Linked DNA regions of Homo sapiens: all the other regions are linked to region 6. A link is a contact called in ENCODE Hi-C or POLR2A ChIA-PET data. All regions are on one chromosome and are shown on one strand. The core of a region is the stretch at or near the end of the contact, and the rest is flanking DNA. Distances in the headings are between cores, read along the strand shown. Region 1 holds the start of HINT2 (histidine triad nucleotide binding protein 2). Region 2 holds the start of GLIPR2 (GLI pathogenesis related 2). Region 3 holds the start of GNE (glucosamine (UDP-N-acetyl)-2-epimerase/N-acetylmannosamine kinase). Region 4 holds the start of CREB3 (cAMP responsive element binding protein 3). Region 5 has its middle 48 kb from the start of FAM240B. Region 6 holds the start of ZBTB5 (zinc finger and BTB domain containing 5).

Evidence for each region. A loop is a pair of places that touch in the nucleus more often than their neighbours do. ChIA-PET counts read pairs that join two places held with the same protein, here RNA polymerase II (POLR2A). Pooled maps may share reads with other maps.
Region 1: a loop to region 6 is called in a map of naive thymus-derived CD4-positive, alpha-beta T cell, with 13 times the contacts of the local background. The contact joins the promoter of HINT2 here to the promoter of ZBTB5 in region 6. A Hi-C loop is called at or near these places in 1 of 168 maps with a recorded cell type or tissue (naive thymus-derived CD4-positive, alpha-beta T cell), 1 of 37 single-sample maps with no recorded cell type and 11 of 50 pooled maps.
Region 2: a pooled map shows a loop between it and region 6 (11-fold over the local background). The contact joins the promoter of GLIPR2 here to the promoter of ZBTB5 in region 6. A Hi-C loop is called at or near these places in 4 of 50 pooled maps. POLR2A ChIA-PET finds 5 or more read pairs at or near these places in 2 of 52 experiments (H1 and activated naive CD4-positive, alpha-beta T cell).
Region 3: a map of naive thymus-derived CD4-positive, alpha-beta T cell shows a loop between it and region 6 (24-fold over the local background). The contact joins the promoter of GNE here to the promoter of ZBTB5 in region 6. A Hi-C loop is called at or near these places in 1 of 168 maps with a recorded cell type or tissue (naive thymus-derived CD4-positive, alpha-beta T cell), 1 of 37 single-sample maps with no recorded cell type and 16 of 50 pooled maps. POLR2A ChIA-PET finds 5 or more read pairs at or near these places in 1 of 52 experiments (activated T-cell).
Region 4: a loop to region 6 is called in a map of B cell, with 9 times the contacts of the local background. The contact joins the promoter of CREB3 here to the promoter of ZBTB5 in region 6. A Hi-C loop is called at or near these places in 1 of 168 maps with a recorded cell type or tissue (B cell), 1 of 37 single-sample maps with no recorded cell type and 9 of 50 pooled maps. POLR2A ChIA-PET finds 5 or more read pairs at or near these places in 1 of 52 experiments (A673).
Region 5: a loop to region 6 is called in a pooled map, with 4 times the contacts of the local background. The contact joins the enhancer-like site here to the promoter of ZBTB5 in region 6. A Hi-C loop is called at or near these places in 1 of 50 pooled maps. POLR2A ChIA-PET finds 5 or more read pairs at or near these places in 2 of 52 experiments (AG04449 and GM10248).

What each region holds. Positions count from the first base shown.
Region 1 is chr9:35,812,740-35,816,758 of GRCh38, reverse strand. It overlaps HINT2 (histidine triad nucleotide binding protein 2), which reads left to right and starts at 1,717. Exons shown (of 5, transcript NM_032593.3): 1 at 1,717-1,860; 2 at 2,975-3,115; 3 at 3,210-3,314; 4 at 3,421-3,493; 5 at 3,614-3,799. The coding sequence starts at 1,780. The coding sequence ends at 3,705. FAM221B (family with sequence similarity 221 member B) reads left to right here. Exons shown (of 7, transcript NM_001012446.4): 7 at 1-368. RefSeq lists silencers at 1,075-1,254, 1,585-1,904 and an enhancer at 1,345-1,524.
Region 2 is chr9:36,135,461-36,139,798 of GRCh38, reverse strand. It overlaps GLIPR2 (GLI pathogenesis related 2), which reads right to left and starts at 3,066. Exons shown (of 5, transcript NM_022343.4): 1 at 3,008-3,066. The coding sequence starts at 3,020. RefSeq lists silencers at 2,765-2,814, 2,845-3,414.
Region 3 is chr9:36,256,304-36,260,059 of GRCh38, reverse strand. It overlaps GNE (glucosamine (UDP-N-acetyl)-2-epimerase/N-acetylmannosamine kinase), which reads left to right and starts at 1,612. Exons shown (of 12, transcript NM_005476.7): 1 at 1,612-1,739. LOC124902150 (a long non-coding RNA gene) reads right to left here and starts at 1,450. Exons shown (of 3, transcript XR_007061473.1): 1 at 1,309-1,450. RefSeq lists an enhancer at 1,182-1,411 and a silencer at 1,712-1,871.
Region 4 is chr9:35,729,973-35,734,325 of GRCh38, reverse strand. It overlaps CREB3 (cAMP responsive element binding protein 3), which reads right to left and starts at 1,660. Exons shown (of 9, transcript NM_006368.5): 1 at 1,425-1,660; 2 at 1,183-1,330; 3 at 1,044-1,111; 4 at 841-930. The coding sequence starts at 1,553. It overlaps TLN1 (talin 1), which reads left to right and starts at 2,131. Exons shown (of 57, transcript NM_006289.4): 1 at 2,131-2,251. MIR6853 (microRNA 6853) reads right to left here and starts at 1,404; the gene lies at 1,331-1,404. RefSeq lists enhancers at 1,535-1,624, 1,675-1,724, 2,525-2,574, 3,964-4,023 and silencers at 1,855-2,014, 2,055-2,344.
Region 5 is chr9:38,670,181-38,674,515 of GRCh38, reverse strand. No RefSeq gene overlaps it. Among named protein-coding and RNA genes, the nearest start is that of FAM240B, 48 kb to the left of the region's middle. RefSeq lists an enhancer at 1,605-2,248. Within about 2 kb of position 2,060, at least 5 of the 41 ENCODE cell types and tissues checked have a DNase peak (open chromatin) inside an H3K27ac peak, as active enhancers do.
Region 6 is chr9:37,463,873-37,467,866 of GRCh38, reverse strand. ZBTB5 (zinc finger and BTB domain containing 5) reads left to right here and starts at 2,417. Exons shown (of 2, transcript NM_014872.3): 1 at 2,417-2,652. RefSeq lists enhancers at 752-1,437, 1,438-2,123, 2,124-2,809, 2,810-3,495 and a silencer at 2,490-2,589.

The sequences.
Region 1 (4,019 bases), core at 468-2,967, 1.7 Mb after region 6:
GAGAAAGGATTTTCTAACAATAATATAGCTATACAAAAGAGATTGTTATATCTCTAGAAGCAAAGTTCCCCAACAGTGGTTATATGCCCCATGATAACCATTCACCTAAAACTAATTCAACTAATAGTCAACAATAGAGTTAGGATTACTATGATAAACTCATTGAAGGAAATAATAAGCAGCCAATACAAACTATATTTACGTAGACTGTAAAAATATGAAAAATTGATTACACATGGGTTAGTATCATATGCAATACATATTACATATTATGAAAAAAAGACAGGAAACACCAAATGTTATTCATTCAACAATTACTGACCACCTATATGTATCAGGTCATGTGTTTAAAAAAAAAAAAAAGAAAAAAAGAAAAACCAAAGAAACAGTGGTAACTTGTCCTATGTGATATCAGACTAAAACTTACCTAGCGTCTGAGAATATTAGTATTTTGTGACCCCACGTTTCTTATGTCAAAAATATATATTCCAGCAGTGCAAACCTGACTTATTGGTGCCTCATACCTGTAATCCCAGCACCTTGGGAGGCCGAGGCAGGAGGATCACGAGGTCAGGAGATCGAGACCATCCTGGCTAACACGGTGAAACCCCGTCTCTAATAAAAATACAAAAAATTAGCCGGGCGTGGTGGCGGGTGCCTGTAGTCCCAGCTACTCGGGAGGCTGAGGCAGGAGAATGGCGTGAACTCGGGAGGCGGAGCTTGCAGTGAGCCGAGATCGCGCCACTGCACTCCAGCCTGGGCGACAGAGCGAGACTCCGTCTCAAAAAAAAAAAAAAAGAAAAAAGAAAAAAAGAAAAAAAAAGAAAACACCAGGCACCGAGCTAACTGTATCACACACCTTTTCCGATTAGAAAAGAACAATGAATACATACTCCTTTGCTTATTATAATTCTTGTGCGGCAAATATAGGACACTCTTATCTCCTCCTGCTCAAAAAAAAAAAATGCAAAAACCACAGACTTTTTAATCTATGGAGTGAATGCGTTAACAAGAACATAGAATTAAGGAAGAATTTCCCTTAGATAAGTACATTAAAATCTCCAAAATGCTCAAGGGACTGAAACTGCCCTTGTGGAGAAAATGCTGCGCATCAGCCCCGCCAGTTAAAACAAACAAACAAACACAAAAAAACACACCTCATCCCCGTTCACCTTTAGCCCCACCCCGGGTGGTTCTTGGAGCCAATAAGCGCCGGATGCCCTCAGAGCCCCGCCCTCCTCCTGGCCAAAGCGGTGAGAGGGTCTAAAACAGCCCTTTCTGCAGCAGGTGGCGGAGCCCCGCCCCCTTCTCCCCGCGCACCAATAGGAACCAGACCTGAAGAGGACGAACCAAGAACGAAAAGAACCACCCACTCGGGAGCCGCAACCTAGAAGCCAGAGTTGTGTATCAGATTCAACTAGGAGAAAATCCCACCTCCAGGCTCCATTAATCCTTCCAATGGAGTGGAAGTTTCTCTCACAGAGAAACTAGTAAGGGGATCCAATGGGAAAAGAACGTTCACACGGACTAGAAGACGAAACCAATGGAATGGAAAATTGTCCTCGCGTTGGTAGAAGCAGCCAATGAGATGAAAAGAGCCCGCCTCCAAAGTGGCTGCAGAGGCAATGGGGTGAATCGTGCTCAGAGGCGCGCTCCAATGGGGTAGCAGGGCTCGCCCGGCCGCCACTACCCCGCTTCCCCGCGCCCGGAGTCCCCACCCACGGCCGGCCGCGGAGCCGAGTGCTGACCCGGGTGAGAGGTTCCCGCGGCTCAGGGAAGATGGCGGCAGCCGTGGTGCTGGCTGCTGGGTTGCGCGCGGCGCGCAGAGCCGTGGCGGCCACGGGGGTGCGCGGGGGGCAGGTGAGAAGTGGCGCGGGAGCGAGTAGGGGGTCCTGCGGGCTCCGAAGCCATCCGGGGCCAGGGGGTCCCGAAGGCGCGCAGAGCCGCGCAGAGCTCCTGCCTGTGGCCTCTGCCCCTCCGAGGCACAAGCTCCGGGGCTGTGTGGTGAGGTCGAACTGGTGGCTCCGGAGAACGAGCTGGTGCTGATTCCCGCCCTGCGCAGGCCGGGGCGCCGAGGTCGGGACAGGGTCAGTGCAGCGGCTGCCGCCTTCTTTCCACTGCCTGCAGCCCAGCTGGCCCGATGCCCCCTGCAGGAAATGAGCTTTCTCTTCTTGGAGCCAGTGCTCTGCCCTCCTCAGGCTTCTGGCCTCCTAATGAGCACTAGTGTTAACCTCTCTTCTGCACTTGCCAGAAGCGGCTCGGAGGTCAGAGAATTCATTCCGTCCCGTTCTCCCCCAACGTGATGCAATGACATCAGCCTTCTCTGAATCCCTTACCCGAAGTTCCCTGGGGCTAGGGGAGCAGAGGTCACTTAGCTGAACTCTTACCTCCACTCATTCAAGGGACAAGAGTTAAAATTCACAGAGTCACATGTGACACCCAGATGAGGGGTCAACTAGTGTCAAACAGGGCGATTGCATTAAAACTTAAATAAAACAGGCGACAAGGCTTAAAGATCAGAAAACAAGTAACGGAAATAAGTGGAAATGTACTAACAAGGTGAGAGTGGAAAGAGATTCAAGCCATCGCAAGAGATTATGGAAACCATCCCTTTATTTTATATTAGAAGCTGAGAGAAGGAATTTATCTGAGGTAATTCAGTGGTATGGTAAGGTAGGAACTGAGACCAAAATCCCCAGTCTCTCATTCTAGATCCTTTCCCTAAACAGTGCTATATTTCGTGGACACATGAGCAGGAATCAATTGCACTGCTGAATCCTGATAATAATACCGCCTGTTATCTAACCAGGTCCAGCACCTTCTGGCCCTACCCTTTGCTGCTGGTGCTCTGAAATTCAGGAACTTTCCTCCTGGGTGGGAACGATGAATAGGTTATTAGAAGGACGAAATTAACAACTATCAGAGCCCAGCTTCTGCCAGCTCCCTCCTTTGAATATGGTCGATCCACCTTCAGGTCCGAGGAGCTGCAGGTGTGACTGATGGGAATGAAGTGGCCAAGGCCCAGCAGGCAACTCCTGGGGGAGCAGCCCCAACCATCTTCTCCCGGATCCTGGACAAGAGCCTCCCAGCTGACATTCTCTATGAGGACCAGCAGGTGGGGTGCTCTTAGGACCTATCCCCTTAGGAATGTTGTAGATACCATCCAACCTGTTGAAGTAACGTGGCCTCTGGCCTGTCACTTCCCCCAGTGTCTTGTGTTCCGTGATGTGGCCCCTCAGGCTCCTGTGCACTTCCTGGTCATTCCTAAGAAGCCCATTCCTCGGATTAGCCAGGCTGAAGAAGAAGACCAGCAGGTGGGAAGAACAGGGCCAGGGTTTGGCTGGGAGGAGCCCCTGGACCCAGCTAGAGGTCTTGCTCCCTATGAATGAAGCCACCTATGTCCCTCCGCTCTCTCTATAGCTTCTAGGACACCTACTCCTTGTGGCCAAGCAGACAGCAAAGGCTGAGGGCCTGGGAGATGGATACCGACTTGGTGAGTGACTTTTGGCCCTTGGTCCCTCACCTATGAATTCTCATTCCTACTTCTCAATATGATCTTCATTCTTCGACCTCTGCCATGATCCTGACTCCCTAACCCCAAGCTCAATTTCAGTGATCAACGATGGGAAGCTGGGTGCACAATCTGTGTATCATCTGCACATTCATGTACTTGGGGGCCGGCAGCTCCAGTGGCCTCCAGGTTGAACCTGCCAACTGATTAAAGGACACCAGACTCTGGATGCTTGGATGGAAAGGGAAAAATGGACCCTGTGATGCTAATAAAACTGTTCTCCCTTAATTATGCTCTCCTGTCTTTAATATAAAATTTTATACCACAAAGGGGAAAGAAAACTGATTCAGGGCTATGATGCCCCTTGACTGGTCTGAGTGAAAGACACTGAGGAGGTCCAACCTGTGGTTAAATGTTGCCTGCAGATATGTAAGTCTTCTTGACAAGTGGTCCACCCTAGGTCAAGCTTCTAGAAAAGTAACAGTAGGAATGAGCCTAAATGAGTAGG
Region 2 (4,338 bases), core at 1,817-4,316, 1.3 Mb after region 6:
TTCGATCACTAGGCCAAGCGTCTTCTGGAATTTCAACTGTGCCAGCTGTGTGATGATTTTACAATAACGCCTGTTATGCCAAGCAGCTCTGGGGTGTATCTGAGGTTAAAGATGAAAAAGAGACTGGCTCCTGTGCAGTGAGGAGGAAACTGAGGCCCAGAAGGGGCAGGGACAGATTCCTTATGATGGTCTTTACAGAAGCACACAGAGCCCCTGTGAGTGCCACCTGCCCTATAGACACAGACAGCAGCCCTGGGCTGACGGCCTGGAACTTCAAGGTTGAGCTTGAGTTGAAGGACCACTGGGCACGGGGTCACCCAGAAAAGTCATTTTCTTTTAGGGACCCTAGGAGAGCCAGATATTAATACTATTCTGGGGGCTCTCGGTTTTCCGGTTGGGGTGGGGGAGTTAAATTAAATGCACGTGACTATGAGGGAGAAAGGCCTGGGTCAGAATTCTGCAAGGTCCCTGGGTGTGTGTGTGTGTGTTAGGGGTGGAGGTGGCCTCTGACTCAACCAGTTCTAACCTGCTTTCTGCCACTGGCCCCCTCCTCTCCTGAGTGAGAAGTAATCTTCCTCTGAAACCTGCCCAACCCTGCATCTCCAGGCATGGAAGCCATCATCCCATCGTGCAGGCCTCTGACCCTTCCCTCTGCTTCACAATAAGTTGTCACCAAGTCTGCCCAAGGCCACCATCTCACAAATCCATCCCATCCTCCTCTCCAGCCTCCACCCTGCCCTGGATGCCTCTGTCATCTCCTGTTTGTGACTGCGGCAGTCTCCCCTATCCTCCCTCCACCTTCTCTCCATCCATCCGATCTACCCTACACCCTGGCAACGCTCTAGTTACGCTGCTTTCAGATCAGTGCCTTTCCATGGCACCCCAGGTTCCATAAGATGAAGTCTAAATTCCCAAGACCCTCTGGGATTTGACCATCTCCTCCAGGAACCCTCGTCGGCTCCCACGCGGAGCAGTCTCCTCACCTTGAGCTCCCACCACCCTTCACCAGCACCTGTCTTGTGGTTTGGATCATTTTCCACCTCTTACTCGAGCCAGATAGTGCCTGTCTATCCCCTACATAGCTTTATGTATTCCTTTCACAATCCAAGTGGATGCACGCCCCGGCACTGGGTCCACAGCTTGATACAGAGCTGCTAGACAGTGCAAGGGAGGGAAGGAGGAAGGGGCGAACAGACAGAAGAATGGGCACACAGCTGAATATGAGCAGTTCTGGAAAACCGTGCCTTACATAAGATGCCAGAAACAACTGATTAAGGTGTAGCCTAGGCTGGGCGCACCTGTAATCCTAGCACTTTGGGAGGCTGAGGCAGGCAGATCATGAGGTCAGGAGTTCAAGACCAGCCTGACCAACACGGTGAAACCCTGTCTCTACTAAAAATACAAAAGTTAGCTGGGCGTGGTGGCGCACACCTGTAATCCCAGCTACTCAGGAGGCTGAGGCAGGAGAATGACTTGAACCTGGGAGGCGGAGGTTGCAGTGAGCCGAGATCGCACCACTGCACTCCAGCCTGGGCAACAGAAGGAGACCACGTCTCAGAAAGAAAGAAAAAAAAAAAGTAGCCTAAGGGAATTTGTGGATTTTCTCCACAAATTTCTACAGAGAAAGGAGTTGATTTCCCAAGCAGATATCTCGAAAGACTCGCTCTCATCTGCCATACTTTTGCTCCATCACCATCTGTCATCCTGTTAACTAAATGGCAACCCATTATATCACCTTTCCATACTGTGAAGAACCCCAGGGCTCATACGGCCACCCTCATTGTACAGACAGGGAGGAACAGAGGGAAGGAGGCTTGCTCAGTATCACACAGCCAGTGATTGGCTGGGCCAGGGCTGAAAGCCAGACCTGCCTCTACAGCCTAGGAAGGCTGGTTAGGACCAAGGCCAGGGAAAGCCACTTGCGCCCAGCGCTGGCATCTCCTGAGTCCAGATCTTGGAGGACAGATCCTAGAAGGGACCTAGCCTTACTCATCTGAAGTGGACAATCCGGATGAAGCAGGACTTCTGAATCCTGTTCAACAGCTGTTCTCTAAGAGCCTCCTGTGAGGCAGAAGCAATGCTGAGATAAACACGGCCCCTGGCAGCCAGGGGTGAGGACCCGGTGGGAAACAGGTCTATGGCTGAACTCTTGTCCCCGGCCCACTACAGGAAGGGCTGCAGCGAGGAAAACACCAGGTTGGGCGCTCCCTCCCGGGGGGAATCACAGATGGGCTCCAGCCCAGGAGCTGAGCCTAGAGGGATGGGATTTTCAGGCTGAGAGTTGGGGTGGTGAAGGCCCGGCAAGGAAACCTAGGGGAAGGGACCTGTGCACCAGCTTCTGGACAGCTCTAGTGTAGGGCGGAGGTAAGGGCTAGGGACCCACTCCCAGGGGCCCGAAGGCAGGACTGGAGTGTGTCCTTTCACTCTGAGGACAATGGTGAGGAAGGTGTTAGGGAGCGACAGGAGGAGAGCTGCGCTGCAGAAAGTTCATCCCGACAGCCACAGTAGAGAGGATGGGGTGCCCCAGGAGAAAGGGAGCCAGACCGAGCCTAGCACAGGGGGAGCCCGGCACGGCGCGGGCGCTCAGGAGAGAAGGAACAACAAATGGATGAGGGGGATGCTCAGGGCTGTCCTCGGGACAGCCGAGCGGGGCAAACTGCTTCGCAGCGAGAGCTGTTGTCACACTTTGGTGACTTTTCCAACTCTAAGTCTGGCCTCCTGAAACAAAGCAGAAGCCACGCCTTGGCGGGCCGCGGCGCGCAGCCCCTCAGGGTCGGGAAGCCCAACTTGGCGCGATCCCCGGCTCTCCGGCGGGGGCCTCCCTCGGGCTCGCCTTCCCCCCGGGTTCCCCGGAAACCGCGCCGGGGCGCTCCGCCCGCGCGCCCTCCACCCGCACCCCGGGCTCCCGCACTCCCCAGGACCTGGCTTGCGGCGGACGAGGGAGACGGCGAGGTCCGGGAGCGCGGGGTTCCGAACCATTCCGCAGCGGGCGAGCCCGCGGGCTCACCTGACTTGCCCATGGCCGGCTCCGCGCGCTCCTCGCTCCCCGCGGCTGCGCTGCACTGCGCTCGCCCGGCCCAGCGCCGCCCCAGAGCCCAGGACCGGGCTGATGCCGCGGCCCCTCCTCCGGCGCCGCCCGGCCCCCGCCTTATAAGGAGCGACAGCTGAGGGCGGAGGCGCCCGGGGCCACCCCGTGGGCCTCCCGGAGAGCTCACCCCTGGGAAGCAGCTCCGCGACTGCCGAGGGCTCCCCGGATGCGGCCGCGGGGCTCAAGCCTCCCGGACCCCACACCGAGCTGTCCCTTCCCGGGGCGCGTGGGGAAGCCCGCGCCTGCTGGGCCCCGGGTGGCTGCTCTGCGCCGACGCGCGGCGAGGACAGAGGGGCGCGCGGTCGCGGCACGAGGGGCGTTCCGGCCGGCGCCACCAGGGGACGGCCTCTCCCTGCCGCGGCCTGACACGACACACGCAGCCCCGGGGTGTGCCCCCATCTCCGGTGACTCTGGGCTCCGGAGGGCGGCTGGTCCGGGGAGGGGGATGCTCCTCTCCTAGGACACGCCCTCTAATGCCAGTCGGGGTGGAAGCGCCGCCGCCTCTGACCCGTCCACTCGCCCCTCATTGCCTCCCAGACCAAGCCAATTCCCACCCCTGCAGTCTGGCCCCAGACCTGTCTCCCCAACGCCCCACCTTTTCCCCATACTCCAGTCAAACTAGATGTCTTGTCATTCCCCAAACATGTTCTGGGATTTCCCACCTCCCTGCCTTTCCTCAGGCGGTCCCTCCTCCGGGAGTGCTGGCCCTGGAGCCACCATTCCAGTGCTGCCCATCCCTCGGGGTCGGCCGGTCTTTCCAACTGCCAGGTGCCCTGACCCTGGGAGCAGCACACACCAGGTACTGGGGAGATGTGGTCCCACCCATGGCCCCTGCCCCGTGGGAGAAGTGCACTTACTTGACCGCACAGCCCTAGTCACCTGTGCCAGACTTCCCGCAAGCGCTCCTTTCTGGGGAAGGGGCTCAGTACACCCCAAATGAAGGAAGCGAATTTTAAGGCTTTTCAATGAATGGGCACTGAAGTGAGCTGACCCACTGATGATAAGGCTAGAATTTGTAATACCAACGGCTTACGAATGTCCCGCAGGGCGATGGCTGGGCACTGTGCTCTCTATTCCTTTCCCCATGTCAGGCAAATACACCTACTGTATTTTAGTACCGTCATGAGTAATGACATTTCAGTCAATGCCAGACCACATATACTGTGGTAGTCCCAAGAGATTATGATACCATATTTTTACTATGTTTCTATGTTTACATCTGTTTATATATGCAAATTTTTACCATTGTG
Region 3 (3,756 bases), core at 363-2,862, 1.2 Mb after region 6:
TTCCAAAATAAACATCATATCCATCCACTTCAGTTGAGTTTCACTGCTACCAATCCATTCTCCACAGAGCAGCCAGTGTGATTTAAAAAAGAAATCTGGGCCTGGTGTGGTGGCTCATGTCTGTAATCCTAGCACTTTGGGAGGCCAAAGTGGGCGGATCACCTAAGGTCGGGAGTTTGAGACCAGTCTGGCCAACATGGTGAAACCCCCGTCTCTACTAAAAATACAAAAATTAGCCGGGCATGGTGGTGTGTGCCTGTAATCCCAGCTACTCGGGAGGCTAAGGCAGGAGAATTGCTTGAACCTGGGAGGTGGAGGTTTCAGTGAGCTGAGATCGTACCACTGTACTCCAGCCTGGGCGATAGAGTGGGACCCTGTCTCAAAAACAAACAAACAAACAAAAAAGAAATCTGATAGCACTTCCTTGCAAAAATCCCTTAATGTCTTTTCTTTTGTGGCTAATGTGACCTTTTCGTGGCTCCAAGCTAGCCACAGGAGAACTAAGAGTTCATAAGTATTTTACAAATTAGAGCTTCATTATTAATTGAAATGCATCACAAACTGCAGTTTGATGAGATTTGAAATTTGCTGTACAGCAAGAAATCTCAATGAACTGTTAGACTTAGTTTCACCTGTGGTAAATTTTTAATGGTTGTAAAAAAAAAAAGATGTTAATATTTTGTATCATCAACTTCATTCAAAGTTTCTTGTCAATGGTGACTCAGGAATCTGTTGCCCAGGTTGGTCTCGAACTCCTGGCCTCAAGCTAGCCTTCTCACTTGGCTTCCTAAAATGCTGGGAGTGACTCAGAAATTTGAAAGGGTCATTAAAAAGTCTTAAAGCCTGATTCGGTGGCATGGTCCTGTAGTCCCAGCTACTCAGAAGGCTGAAGCCAGAAAAGATGGCTTGAGGCCAGGAGCTCGAGTGCTGCCTGGACAACATAGTGAGACCCTTGTCTCAAAAACAACAGCAACCCAAAGTCTTATTTATCTTCAGGAGCTGCGCAAGCCCTTTACCACCGCCACGTTTCTCCCTGGATGTCCCTAGGCCTCGGGACTGGCTGGGAGTTCCCTGTAGTGGAGGCCGCCGCTGAACTGATTATAAAGATGAGAGAGGCTCTGCCATGCCTTGGTCATCAATTCACACTCCACCAGTGTCTTCTAGCAGTCACGGCAAGGGTTAACGTCAGGGACCGCTGTGGGGTGGCCGCGCTACACGACAGTATAGTTGCGGTCCTGGTTTATGAAATAACTGAGGGAACAAGAGGCGCAAGAAATCCCTCCTTGGGTGCAAGACCAAAACAACTACCCAGCGGGAAGACTCGGGCTTCAGTGCGTGTGTCGCCAGTGGAGGAGGACGCTTCGGGGCGGGAGCACAAGCTGGCAGGACAGCCCCGCAGCAGCTCCAGCGCGGCAGAGGCCATGGAAGATGGTCCGCTGGTCAGCACCCTGCCTGCGCCTCAAAATACCGCCGGGAAGGTGGGGGACGGGGACGGGAGCAGCCAATCACGCGAGCTCTCTCGGGTGGCGTCAGGGCGCGATCGCGGATTCGGCACTCCGGGTGGGCGTGGCTGGGCGAGCGAGGAGTGGGGACAAGGTCGAGCGACGAGTCGTCTACCCGCGCGCCCGAGCGCGGAAACCGAGGGGCAGGCTCGCGCTCTGCCTGCTTCGTGGCGCTTGGTTCGTCCCTCGCCCGAGGAGCGCGGTGGCGGCGTGGGAGGGAGCCTCTGACGGCGTCTGGTGAGAGCCGCGCGGCGGCGTGGGACTCCGGGAGAGCATCCTGCCCACCCCCAGGGCCGCCTCCCCCGGCCTCCTGCCCCAGGCCTCCCCTCCCCGGCCGCTTTCCACCCCACCGCGCCCCGAGGCCCACACTGGACCCGGCTCTCGCCCAATGTCCTGCAGGCCTCACCATAGGGCACCTCTTTGGCCCAATTCAGGGCTCCGCCGTGTGGCTCGGGGTGGGCCCTGATGAGCAGGGGAGGGGATGTAGAGGGAGGCCCAGGTTGACTTGTCCCCTGGAACAGTGCTGTCCAATCAGGGGGGATGCTGACTGTCCCGTTAGGAGCGGGGCGGGGCGAGAGAGGGTGGAGAACTGCCTGGCAGGCGAGCTGTCCTGGCGTGAAAAGGCTGGGCTAAAAGGTCCCCTCCCTGCTCTGAGTCTACATTCTGAGTCTGGGCTTCCTTGTATATTTGAGAAACGTTAATTCCCCGCCCTCACCCCAATTTTTTTTTTTTTTTTTTTTTTTTTTTTTTTTTTTGAGACTGAGTCTCGCTCTGTCGCCCAGGCTGGAGTGCAGTGGCGCGATCTCGGCTCACTGCAAGCTCCGCCTCCCAGGTTCACGCCATTCTCCTGCCTCAGCCTCCCGAGTAGCTGGGACTACAGGCGCCCACCACCACGCCCGGCTAATTTTTTGTATTTTTAGTAGAGACGGGGTTTCACCATGTTAGCCAGGATGGTCTCGATCTCCTGACCTCGTGATCCGCCCACCTCGGCCTCCCAAAGTGCTGGGATTACAGGCGTGAGCCACCGCGCCCGGCCCCTCCCCCCAGTTTTACGCTTGTAAAATTGTTAGAACACAAGAACGTATTTTTTACTACTCTGGTAGGAGGGGTGGGGTACAGTTTCGCAGTATAGGTAACTCGTTAACCCAACTGTAGGAGCGCCGCAGTTGAAGCCAAACCGAATTATAGCGTCGGAATGGGGCCCTGACTTTCAGACAGCTTTATATAGCTCTTTCCTTCTTATTCCTTTGAGTCCCATCCTCATTGCACTGATGAAAGGGCGATTTATCATGTTTTCGAGGAAGATTTGTACTCATGGATGTTTATGGAATGAACAGACACAAGGCAAACACTGGGTGTGGGACAGTGTTCTGAGCGCTGAAGTCATTCAGACAAGGGTTTGATTTTCGGTTCTCTCAATGATGAACTTGGGTTCAAGTAATTCTCCTGCCTCAGCCTCCCAAGTAGCTGGGATTACAGGCGCCTGCCACCATGCTCGGTTAATTTTTGTATTTTTAGTAGAGACGGGGTTTCACCATGTTGGTCAGGCTGGACTTGAACAGACATCAAGTGATCCGCCCATCTCGGCTTCCCAAAGTGCTGGGGTTACAGGCGTCAGCCACCGCGCCTGGCCAATGATGAACTATTAAACAGTGATTTGGGGCAAGTAAATTATTTTCTCTGTGCTTCCTGTCTGTAAAACGCGGCTAATACGAGGGCTGTGAGGATGAAATGAGTTAATACATGTGAAGAAACCTATTAGCACAATGTTTGGCACTTCAGAAGCGCTCAGCAAATGTTTACTGTTGTTTCCTCTGTTCAGTGACTGCTTGACCCAAGTGTTCATTATTTTTATTTGATAGCCTTAAAAATATTCTCTTCACAAAGAACTCTTTCCACGGTTGAGTGGGGCATTATTTTTCTGGAAAGGGTTAATCACCTTTTGTCAGCATTTATAATGGACGGTCTTGAGTTGAGAGAATGCAGAAAGTAGTCTTTAAGAATTTGGGTTTCTGCCGGGCGTGGTGGCTCACGCTTGTAATCCCAGCACTTTGGGAGGCCAATGCAGGCGGATCACCTGAGGTCAGGAGTTCAAGACCAGCCTGGCCAACATGATGAAACCTCATCTCTACTAAAAATACAAAAATTAGCTCGATGTGGTGGCAGGCGCCTGTGATCCCAGCTACTCAGGAGGCTGAGATAGGAGTATCGCTTGAACCCAGGAAGCGGAGGTTGCAGTGAGCCGAGATTGCAC
Region 4 (4,353 bases), core at 411-2,910, 1.7 Mb after region 6:
CAGTTTCCAAATCCCATGAACTTTCTTAGTAGCCACATCACACTGCTGACTCATCTTGTACTTTGAAGAAATTAAAATTCTTCACTTTGGGAGGCCAAGGTGGGTAGATCACTTGAGCCCAGGAGTTCGAGACCAGCCTGGCAACAAGGCAAAACCCCATTTCTACTAAAAATACCAAAAAAAAAATTGCCGGGCAGGGTAGTGTGCACCTGTAGTCTCAGCTACTCGGGAGGCTGAGGTGGGAGAATCACCTAAGCCCAGAAAGTCAAGGCTGCAGTGAGCCATGATCACATCAGTGCACTCCAGCCTGGGCAACAGAGCAAGACCTTGTCAAAAAATATATATATATTCCTGTAACCTTTCTATTAATGAGCACTGATTTCATCATAGTACCCCAGTACTCTGCTTGTGAAGTTGCCACTCATTGCTTAAAACTGAAAACTAAGGATTTTACATTTATTCATGTACTGCTTAGTCCAACCCTGTTGAACTCTCTAAACAGTTCTACCATTCAGCAAGAGGTGGATTACTATGAAGCCAACGAAGTGTCAAGGCCCTTCACTTACACAGTCCTTTCCAAGGCCCAATACTAATGTTGCACTGATAATTTTGAGTTATTTTTTTAACAGAACACCAAAATTTGTATAAGCCCAACAAAAACGAGGATCTGCCCTTGCATCTGGCATATTGTGTACCTGCCTCAACTTCCTATTAGCAATAAATCTACTAAGTTTCTCACCTCAATCCTTTTTTAAAGTTATTGATATAAAGTTAACAGAATTTGCCTACTTGGGACTTTTAATCCCTTTTCAGCCTTTGTTCAACCAATGAGAGTCTTACCTTAGTGAGAGGAAGTGTCTCAGGCAGAATAAGCCCCTCCTTCTCCAATAGACTCTTCTCCTCATCTGTCAGTACTAGCCTAGCAATCTCCTAGGGTAACAAGAAAGTGGACGGCAGTTGCATGGGGATGTCAGAGAGGAATGGGGAATCCTGCCCCCACCTGGGGAATGTGAGAGTAATCTCCTGAAAATCAAGTCAAGTACCTGCTCTGCCAGCTCCTCCATATGCTGTGGAGTCATCTGGGTCCCCTCTTTTCTACAGCTCTCACTCTCTGCAAAAGGGAAAGTATGAATAGCCAGGCCCATGAACCCTGTCCTCCCCGCAAACTTATTTCAGACTCACCTAGATCCATAGAGACAGTTTCCCGTGGGAGGGAGTAGGTGTGGTCATGGTGGACAAGGCAGGGGTTGGAGGAGCTGAGAATGTTCAACGACGCTGGGGGACTCAGCAGGGAGCACAGCAAATCATCTACTTCCCAGTCGCTCGGTACCTGCGCAGGGTTCCAATGAACAGGCCTTGACCTTATCACCATCACCTGACTTCATGGACATCCCACGCTTTCCCCAGTCAGAACCCCAACCTACCTCAGAAAGCGGCAGCGCCCAGTCCAGTGGGGCCCTCACGGCCTCATCGGGTGCCGTCCCCAAATCTCCACTTTCCTCTAGCAGGAAGGCCAGCAGGTCTTGGTCACCAGCATCCAATTCCAGCTCCATTTGGGACAACTACGGAAAGGGTGGGCCACCGGGCCCCAACGTCCGAAGCCCAGACACGAGCCCCAGGCCAGCTGTAGGCCTCGGGCACCTATCCACTGTCCCTCTACGGCCGGGATTCCCCGCCGGCGGCTTTCCATAGCCCTCTCCGGACCCGCCTCCCAGGCTCAATTCTCCTCAGCCTCCAACGCAGCGAAAGTGACGCACCCCACCCCGTGGCACTGTGGGACTTGGAGTTCCCTCCAACTGAGAAGAGGCTTGGGTGCAGCGCCACGTCCCAGGGGCTATGCAAATGTAGGGGACGGCCCTGCTGCCGCCTCGCACCCCGAGGGCGGGGGTTCCGGGGCTCCGGCTCCGCCTTCTACCCCAAGCTAGAAAAAGGAAGAGTTCTAGCCTGAAAGGGAACTCGGGCGTCGTCCTGGCGTCCTCTCCGGATTGCGCCGCACCCTCGCTTCCTGCCAGGGAGGGGCTGCCGGGCTTTGGCGGCTCCCGAGCATCGAGAACGGGGCCAGAGCAGCTTCCTGCCTGCCCCCCGCGACCATAGAGCGCGGGCCCAGGGCGCCGCCCGCGGGTGGGGGACGTTCCCAGGACGGAAGTGGCCGAGAGAGTGTCGAAGGGAGGGCGAGGCCGGAGCCCGAGGGCGACCCGAGAAGCGGCGGGGCGGCGGGCCGGCGGGCGGGGCGCAGAGCCAGGCAGCGCAGGTAGGCCAGACCGGGCCGGGCGGGGGCCTTAGGGTGGGGCCGCGGGGCCTGGCCCCGGGGCGGGCGGGCCCTGCCTCTCTTGCGTGTCCGGTTCGGGTCCTATTAGTTGGAGAGGTCAGCGTCCAGCGCATCTCGGCTTGAGCTCGGCGTGAAGTAGGCCGTCTTGGGGAAGACAGGCCTTTCCTGGGAGCAGTCCTATGTCTGGGATAGGCTTTGGGGAGCGTGAGGAGTCGGGTGGCAGCGGGGCGCAGGGCGGGGACGGGCTTTGGTGTTAGCTGATAGCGGGCATGTGGGTAGGAAAGCTTTGGGTGAGTTGGGGATTAGGTGGGGTCCGTTTAGGAATCAAGGGTCGCTATAGGAGTTAAAAGCTGGGGTTAAAACTTAAGAGTTAGTGTGAGTCAGGTCCGTTTTAGATAGGTAAGGTTTAGATTACGGTCATTATCTTGTTTGCTGGGATGGCCATCATACGTCATAATTTGAGTTCAGGGTCAGGTTAAGGGTCAACAAACAACAGGAATCAGGTTAGAGCTTGTTTGAGGGATTAAAGAATGTTGGCATGGTCGGTGTTAAGGATAAACAGTGAAAGCGTGAGTTAGGAATCAAATTATAAATGAACTTTAGGCTTAGGGGTCAACATTTAGGGTTAACATCAGGGGATTTGGTGCTAAAGGCAAAACTTAGATCAGTTTCAGGGATCAGGGATTGGATATGAGTCTGTGCTAGGAAAGGGATGAATGTCCAAGCCGGTACTGGGAATCAGGAAACAAATTAGAGGTGGGGTTAATGTTAGGAATTTGGGGCAGCTTTAGGGGTTGTGGTTTGAGGCTAGCATAGTTGACCTTGAGCAGATAAAATTTAAGAGGTTGGCAGTAGGTAAATGCCCTTCTTTTGTAGGGAAATCCTTTATTCCTATGTAGTTACAGGGGCTTCTTTTTACCCAGAGAGATAAACTAATTTCAGGCTAGCGTTCTGGCTTTAGCTAGAATTGCAGGCATCTGGGATTCCAGCTTCTTTATTCCATTCTCTAAGCCCAAGGCCCTTGCTGTGGCCACCACAGTTAGGGGACAGAGATTCTGGACTGTGTTGTTTACAGACAACATAGGTGGGAAATAGGGACCCAGGATGTACAAGGCCTAGTCACAAGTTGGGGACTGCCTAGGGAAGAAGGAGCTGATGACTATGGGGGAAGCTAACCAAGGAATCACTGTTGCCATGGGAGAAGGGAATAACTGAATCCCCTGAAAGTTTAGCCCTGCTTCTCCCACTTCACTTGTTCTCTTGGTATTAAGCCCTCCTCTCCAACTCTCATCCCTGACTCTGCATTTCACACCCATCCTGCCTATCCCCTTACAAAATACTTCCCTTGCCTTTAACTCTCCCATGCTCATCTTATCATCCGTTCCCATCCTTAGTTCTACCTCCCTCACCAACCTTTAATCCGCACATCCTACCTGAATTTACCCTCATCAAAACCTGAGCTTTCCCATCATTTTAAATTACTCTCCTACCATTTTCACCCAGTCATGTACCTACATTCCACCTGGTCATCTGCTGAATACCCTACTCCCATCCCCTGCTGTGTGTCACCCCCTGGATCTAAGCCTCTTTTAATTTCTTGGACCATTTGTAGATCCCCTTCCCCCACTCCCCAACAGAAAAGAGGAAACGAGACCCAAAGAGGAAACTGGGTCTTGCTGATCCCACGCCCAGCCAGGCCACTGACCACACCCCCACTTCACTCCCAGCCTGACCCTGCCACTGACCACAGCACTATCCTCTACTCAGCCTGACCCAGCCACTGGCTGTACCCCATCCCCCATCCCAGCTCCAGCTTTACTTAGACATTGCCAATGTCCCTTCACTTTCCCACCCCCACCCCAGTCTGATTTAGTGACTGACCACAGGCCCAGCTCTTCTCAACCTCCTATAGCCTGACCTGGCCTCTGACCTCACCCCATCATTCCCTGACTTAGCCACCATCCATGTAATCATTCCCCTTCCCCCAACCTGATGCAGTGACTGGTCATATATGTATCTTATGTATATGTATTTTTCCAAACACCATCATCACCAGCATTCTTTTTCTACACCCTGTCTTCTCA
Region 5 (4,335 bases), core at 811-3,310, 1.2 Mb before region 6:
AGTAAATAGAATCACGACTCATGATTTTGCTACTTGGTCATAGCTTTAAGCATTTGCTAGAGTACTGTCTTTAGCTGTGAAGGTTCTTTATCTAATTTACAAAAAAAAGCAAATTGTGCTAGGCCTACACATGGAAAAATATTGTCCAGGCAGTCTTCAATCTCCAAATATGTTGATCTTCAAATGTGTATGTTTGTCAGTTCCTTGGGAATTGTGAGACTTTTTCACATGAAACCTTAGTTGTGCTCGCTGCTTCAGTATTTAGGTCAATTCCAAAAGTCTATTTAATTACCTTATGCCCGAAGCATGGCTCTGTGCTATGGTGGCGGAGAGTGGGAGAGGGGTTTTGAAGAGAAATGGAAGGGAGAAGAGAGAGGAAGCCTAGGCACCAGCAGCACCAAATACAGCAGCGTACAGAGAGTACAGTTCTCACAGCCAAAGACGCACGGAGCCACCCCAAAGCCGGGTGTGGCTGACATTTGTGAATTGGCATTCTGTAACTCAGGGCTCTATAAACCTTGCCACATGTGGTGAGAATTTTTAAATATCTCAACAGCCAATTCACATGGCTTCAAAAGCAATAAATTTTAAAACAAGAACTTTTGAATGGCACTGACAAAGTGTCCTCAGATTCATTATCACATTTACTCTTCAGCGCAGCCCTGTGAGGTTCACATCCAGGCCTCACGGAGGAGGACACTGAGGCCGGGAGACTTTCCAGGTCTTGCCGGGGATGGCACAGCTTGGCTTTGGTGCCCAGGACTGAGCCATGACTTAGGGCATGCGCTCTTTTCATTGTATTGTGTTCGCAACGATTGCCTAACAACTTTTTGTACGGTTTTTAAAAATTACTGCAGCAGATATGTCTGTGCTGAATGTAACTTAAGATGTTAGTTTGCTTCACGTAAACTGAAGCGGCTCATTTTCGGTCCCCAGCTTTTCGTCACGGTGCGTTTAGCCATTTGGCTGAACAAATAGAGGGACTGTTTCTTCCTCCTCCTTCTCTCAGCACATTCACCTTTTCAGCACAGAATTTTATGAATTCTGCTCCAGTTGTCCAGGTGTAAGAGAGGGAGAAATCTGGAGAAGGAATACTAATTCTATAACTTGGCAGAGACTATCTGCCATAAGCCTAATAGTCAATGAAAACCACTGAGCGTACACATTTCATTTACATTTCCCATCGCCAAGTGCAAGGCCCTGCCTTGGGAACTTTTAGGGCCATAACTGTGGAGTTTCAGAGAGCAAGTCTCAATTTACTAGTTAGTCCTTAATGTAGATGTTTGGACCACTCTTGTTTTTAAAGTGGTAAAACACACACCAGAACACTGTCGAGCATACACGTTTTGGATGTCAGATTGATTTTCAGGGAGGCAGTGGTCTGCAAAGCTGGCAGAGGAGTGGCCCGGCGCGGTGGCTCACACCTGCAATCCCAGCACTTTGGGAGGCTGTGGTGGGTGGATCACTTGAGGTCAGGAGATGGAGACTATCCTGGCTAACACGGTGAAACCCGGTCTCTATTAAAAATACAAAAAATTAGCCGGGCGTGGTGGCAGACGCCTGTAGTCCCAGCAACTCGGGAGGCTGAAGCAGGAGAACGGCGTGAACCCGGGAGGCGGAGCTTGCAGTGAGCCAAGATTGCGCCACTGCACTCCAGCCTGGGCGACAGAGCGAGGCTCCATCTCAAAAAAAAGAAAAAAAGAAAAAAAGAAAAAAAAAAAAAGCTGGCAGAGGAGCTCCTTTGGATAGAGGACACTTCAACTTTGATGGGGGCGGGGTTCCCCGGCTCTCTCTGGAGTGAAAACCCCGTGCACCACAGGGCACTTCCGTGAGCCGGAGGAGCAGCAGGGCCTGGCGAGCCCATCACAGAGGGAGCCTGCGGTTTCAGAGGCGACCACAGATCCGGCTGAAGAGCTGGTCCGAGAGCAGCTGGCTCTGCTGGGTGTGGCCAGCGTCTCTGCGGGGTACAGACCCAGCAGGGGGCAGCAGGGCCCTCAGCGCTCACATAACAAGCGCTGACCTCTGGGGAAGGCAGGCTCACATTTCCTCAAGGTTTTCTATTTGCACCAGATGAATTCAGTGTCAAATATGAAAGGGCATCTTTCCAAGGGCCGTTAAGAGAGTCTCGTTTACTATGTAAACAAGGACAGAAGGCATCGAAGCCGGCATGCCATTATTCCTTGGCTTCTGAACGTTCGAGTGGAACTGCTTGTCCCGTGATTGCTACTAGCATTAAAATATTGGTTGGATTGTCCCATGAACATGAAAGTTTACAGCAAAGAGTGATTTTTCCAAAAGAGGAGCTGCAACAGTATTTGAGTTCCGCTTCTACATCCTTAATTTTCTGAGGTTCCCTCAGAAAATCGGCAGAGTGGGTAGGATTCAGAAGGTTTTTCAGGGCTTCGATTAGTCGGAATTTTTTTTTTCAGTTCCCTTAGAGATTTATTTTGAAGTGCCCCTGCCATGACTTTTCTGCCTGCCTGTGTGGCTTTCAAACCTGACCACCAAGTGTTTAGGGGTGAGTCATTTTCCCACAGGTAGGAGAGTAAGAAGAGTCTCTAGCCCCCACGGGGAGGGTCATGAGAGCAAACACGAGAGAGGACTTGGTCCTTACCAGAGGTCATCTCCAAAAAAGTGAGGTGTTCCAGTGATCATTCCCTGACCGATGACTTCCTGAGCTATTTTCTGCAGTAAACAGTCTCTATGAGATATCATAGGAAATGAGTTTTAGACTTTCTTTCACCAAACATTTCTTTTATTGTTTTCCAGTAACATTTGCATTGTTTCACCCTGATCTCATCTATTCACCATTTGTGACATTTTTTCAAGCCTCGGTTCACCTCTTTTTCATGTCCCCTTCTGGTCTTTTGAGATAACACTTTCAGAATTTTGCCATTCTGCTATGAGGCCTGTGTCTATTTGCGTGAGAAGAATTCCACGTGGAGGAGGTGAGGGCCCAGTTGTTTGGTTTGGAGAAGCCCATGACTGCTCATTCGTCTGAGGCCCTGCCTATGCCAGGTGTATGGAGTACTTTCATGTGACATGTACAGCTCTTCCAGCTGAGCATAAAAGCAGGCTCCTCACCCTTTTATCAAATAATTGACTCAGAACTTTAACCAAGACAGATACAAGTATCTTAAGACCTGAATTTATTTTTTAATTTACTAGACATTGTGTTTAGTGTACTAATTACAGTGTATAATTAAAGAACAGCGTAGGGTTGGCTAACATAGAAGGTGGTTAAACTCTGGTGTGCAATACCCTCTCAGTAAACTTTTAAATGGCATGGGTTGTGGTTGAGTGATATGGAGAAAAGTCTTGGCCTTTGGTTCCTATTACTACTTCTCATCTCTTGCTCTTATTTACTGTTTTGGGCTGTTCATGAAAGGGATTTTTTTCTACTCCCCAGCTCTTGCTCATAGGTAATTCAATAATAGTTAAGTCATAAATATCTTAAATGAGAAAAGTTTATTCCTATTTAGATTTCTAATTACTCCGCAGAATTTGAATTCCACATAATTTGAGATTGCTTTAAGAGTCCACTAATAACCAGTGCTGGAGTGCTCTCTCATCACTCATAACGGGGCACTAAATGTCAAATGTTCATCTAGTGATTTATGCTCTTATTTCACAGCTTTCCTTAATTGCTTTTTACATAAATCTGAGAAATAGTGATTAAAGTATTGCAGGCTTTGGCACATTTATCATTAGCTTGTAATATCTTCTGATACAGCGTTAAGTGCTTGGCTAACAGAGATGAAGCAGTGCTTTAGTCACAGGGCTTGCCCTGCTGTGGAGAAGGCTCTGTTCCCAGAAGGGAATGGCCAGTGGTGCAGACTGTCCCTGTCTCAGAAGAGCCCATCCATTTCCTGGGAATTCGTAACCCACAGCAAGAAACATCACCTTCTAATTTTCCTATGGGATCATACCCACTAGATACAAATGATAATGAAATATCCTTTGCTGTTTTAATTTTTAAAACACTGAATGCTCAGTCTGGGTGCAGTGGCTCACACCTGTAATCCCAGCACTTTGGGAGGCCGAGGTGGGTGGCTCACAAGGTCAGGAGTTCAAGTCCAGCCTGGCCAATATGGTGAAACCCTGTCTCTACTAAAAATACAAAAATTAGCCATGTGTGGTGGTGCACACCTGTAATCCCAGCTACTTGGGTGGCTAAGGCAGGAGGATCACTTGAACCAGGGAGTTGGAAGTTGCAGTGAGCCGAGATGGTGCCACTGCACCTCAGCGTGGGTGACAGAGACTCTGAAGAAAAAAGAAAACACTGAATGCACAGGAAATGGGATCAGCCCTCAGTTTCTTCTCATACTTTGGCCC
Region 6 (3,994 bases), core at 1,168-3,667:
CTCCGCCTCCCGGGTTCAAGCGATTCTCCTGCCTCAGCCTCCTGAGAAGCTGGGATTACAGGCATGAGCCACCAAGCCCGGCTAATTTTTGTACTTTTTTAATATAGATGGGGTTTCGCCATATTGGTCAGGCTGGCCTCGAACTCCTGACCTCGTGATCCACTCTCCTCGGCCTCCGAAAGTGTTGGGATTACAGGCGTGAGCCACCGCGCCTGGCCGCAGGGTTTTATTACTTTCGTTTTGTATCTATAGGAGCCTTAGTCATGAAGGAGCCATGATACATATTTATCAAATTTTTGTAATCTTCTTTAGTTACACATTTAGGTTTGTTGTCCACTTACCCCCCCCCCCCCGCCCCTTGTACTTACAAAGGTGTGGTAAACAGCCTTGGGTTTATTATTCCACATCTTTGTATTTCGGTAGCATATATTTCTAGAAAGGAATTACCATCTAGAAGGGAACAAATGCATATTTTAAATTTTGATAGATACTACGAAGTGATCGTCAAACAGGGCATCAGTGACACCCCCGTCCACAATATAGCGGGTGTCCACTTCCACACACTCCTAAATTCTGAATATACAATTTTTAAAACTTTTGCCAGCCTGTAAATCTGAGGCAATCTAGGTCATGGCATTTACCGTTGAGAGACAGATACGCAAAAGAATCTCTCCTATTGCCTGGCTTACTGTCATCATTCCATATTTTCCTTATTTTACCGATCAATCTGTCAGTAAAATATGTGTGATGGCTATAGTGTCAGCGAATCTTAAGGAAAAGAATTAAACATCAGACTCCACCGAGCCCTTAAAGAAATCCACGCAAACAGGTTGCTTTTTGAAATCAACACTTCCGACCAGTAACTGAAGGGATGGAATCTGCTGTAGGGGTATTCGGTGTGTTCCATTCTTAAAGCGGGGAGTTCCTTTTTTTTCCCCCCAGACGAAATCTCACTCTGTTGCCTAGGCTGGAGTGCAGCGGCACGATCTCAGCTCACTGCAACCTCCGCCTCCCGGGTTCAAGCGATTCTCCTGCCTCAGCCTCCCGAGTAGTTGCCTGGGATTACGGGCGCCCACCACCACGCCCGGCTAATTTTTGTACTTTTAGTAGAGACAGGGTTTCACCATGTTGGCCAGGCTGGTCTCGAACTCCTGATCTCGGGCGATCTGCCCGCCTCAGCCTTCCCAATTGCTGCGATTATAGGCGTGAGCCATCGCGCCCGGCTGGGAGTTCCATTTTTCTGGGAGCTCCTCCAAGACCCTTACCCCCACCCCCAGAAGAACCCAGCTGAGTTCGCGGGCCTGCCTTTGTCTCCAGAGCCACGCAGCGCTCCCAGACACGCTGCGCCGGAGAAGGCAGCTTTCTTCTGCCGTCCTCACCCTAGGAAAGGGGGTTTCTTCCCTGGCCCCAGTGTCCGATGCTCAGGGATCGGGTTCTCCCTCCGAGGGTGCACCTGGAAACCCGAGCGTCGCCCCGGGGCTCGCTTTTTTCAGACCGCGTCCCATACAAGTCCGCGACCCTTCCACGTTTGGGACAGGAGTGGGAGAGCTTAGCGCTTCCTATTTTTTTGTGGGGGGAGTGCAGGTGATTATAAATCTGGGCATGCAGACTACAGGCTTATTTGACCTGCAGCCGAGTGCGGGGCCAAGCGCCGGGCTCCTGGGGCGCCACCGTTTCCAGACGCGCAGCCACCCGGACTGGACGAGGGGCGGGGTCCGACCTAACTGCCATCCGATGGACAGCGTTTTTTATTCGCGGTTTTCACCCTGGACTTTGGCTTAGTTAAACCTAAAGAGCTTTTTGGAATCTTATCTTTCCCAACGTCTATGAAGTGGGAACTCAATCTCCAGCCCTCTACGTGTGTGTGTGTGTGTGTGTTCAGCGAAGGGAATTCACCCCGGAGAAGAGCCCTGGGTCACTAAAGCGCCGGGCACCACGAGGGTGGAAAAATCCTTCAGAACCAGCCAATGGCGGTACGGCCTGCCCTGAGGGCCCGCCTCTCCGGCGCCCTCAGACATCACGCAGTCGTTGTTGTGATTGGCGGATTTAGGCGGAAAGCCCGCTAGCCTAAACCACAGAGGGTTTTGATTGGTTGCAGCGAACAGCCGCATTTCTATAGTCCAAACCTGGAGCAGTTTAGTGATAAATCCCGCCCTAAAAGGCATTTGATAACCGTTTTACATGTTGTAAGGCAAAGGGTGATTGGTCAGAGAGCTCACGGATTCAGTCGGTAGTAAACACAACCAGACTTCAGGGACCGTGGATTGGTCAGTTTTTCCGGGGGCTAAGTAAATTCCTCCAGGTTCCGCGCGCCGGCTGGCTGCACTCCTACCCCGGCCCCGCCCTTCCCATTGCTGATTGGTTGCAGCCCAACTGGGAGAGGCGGAATGGGGCGGAGTAGGCGCTCTTGCATTACGTCACTTCCGCTTATCCTCGGGCGCCGCCGCCGTGTTCTCAGAGTGCTGCGGCGAACTGGCTGGAGGAGCTAGGGGACTAGAGGCGGGGTGGGAGGGGGGCGGGTGGAAGGGGGAGGAAGTCCCGTAACGGAGACGCTGGTCAGGACGTTCCCACCTCCTCTGACACTGCCGAGTCCGATCGGAGAGGGGTCACCGCCTCCTTCAGCGAGGAGGAGGGGGGCGGAGCCCGACTCAGGTGAGGAGACCCCGTCAGCGAGTATCGTGATGGCGGGCGCGCTCACGTGGGGAAGGTTGAGCACCAGGGGCGCGCCAAGGCGTCGGGGAGCGCGCAGACGTGTACTGGTGCCCCCGGACTACTCTGGCTGTCTTTCGGAGGGGAGCATTGTTACCGTTGGAGCCAAGGGGCCAGGCGGGTTCTTCTGCGCAGGCGTCCCCGGTGTCCCGACGCCAGGCTGTCTGCGGGGTGGGGCGGGGGCTGGTACTCCTGTGGATCCCCGGCTGGCGACGTAGGTTCCCGAATGGGGTGGGAAAGGCCTCAGGACCAGCGGCCTGGCGGGATGAAGAGAGGATCTGCTGCCCTGCGGGATGTGGTCGGACGGCTCCCTTGCCCCCATCCTGGGTCTTGAGCGACGAGGTTTCATTTCACCAGAGCAAGGCCATAGGCAGACTGCCATCGGGAGCCAGCGGCCGACCCTGGAGGGGTGGAGCCAGTGTTTCGGAATGCCCCAACTTGTTATGAGAGGACTGAAGTGTTTAATAGGCATTTATTGAATGCCCACTACTCCCAGGCTTCGTGCGAGGAGCTGTGGGGGATGCGGTGGTAAGACACTGCCGTCCCATCTTCTCCTGTTTGGAGGACAGATTTGTATGTAAATAATAAAAGGCAGTGAATTAAGGGGTGTTGAAGGTTAGTTTTTTCCTTTCATAATGGTCATTTTTTTTTAAGTCAGTCAGCATTCTGGCATAGTGAAGGATATTGTGGAAACTAATTTTCTGAACAGAAGGCAAATCCTAAATAATTTGGAGGAAAAATTTTAGGTGAAAGCACAGTAAAGTTGATTACTAAGTAGTATCTTCTGACTCTAGTTAACTTGAATTAATAGAAGGAACTCTTCACCTTCAAAAATTGAAGCAAAAATATTCCAAAACATGTTCTCATATTTTTCACTTGTATTAAGTAGAGGACATTACGGGCTTTTCTTTAGAGGTTGAAGAGAATGCTGTGCCTTAGTCATTAAGTCATTGGTAATTTGTTGTCCTAGTATGGGCTGTTGTGCTTAGATGTAAAAGGCTGGGCAGAACTTGCTTTTCATTTGCCTAAACTCTTGTGATTTCTGTGGGGACGGTGGTTGGCAGTAAGCTAATAGTTCAGAGGGAAAAGTCCAGATGGGAAGAAGACAAGGAATTTTAGAGAAAAGCCCCTAAGCCAAAGGAAACCGTTCACTCTTCCTTTTAACCCTTATGGAAATCTCATCAAATTTGGGAAGATTGACCTGGCCACCACAGCCAGCTTGGTGACCTTACAGGTAAGACTACTTGGGTGGGGACCTGTTTTGGGCCCTTGGGTTTTGCTGAAT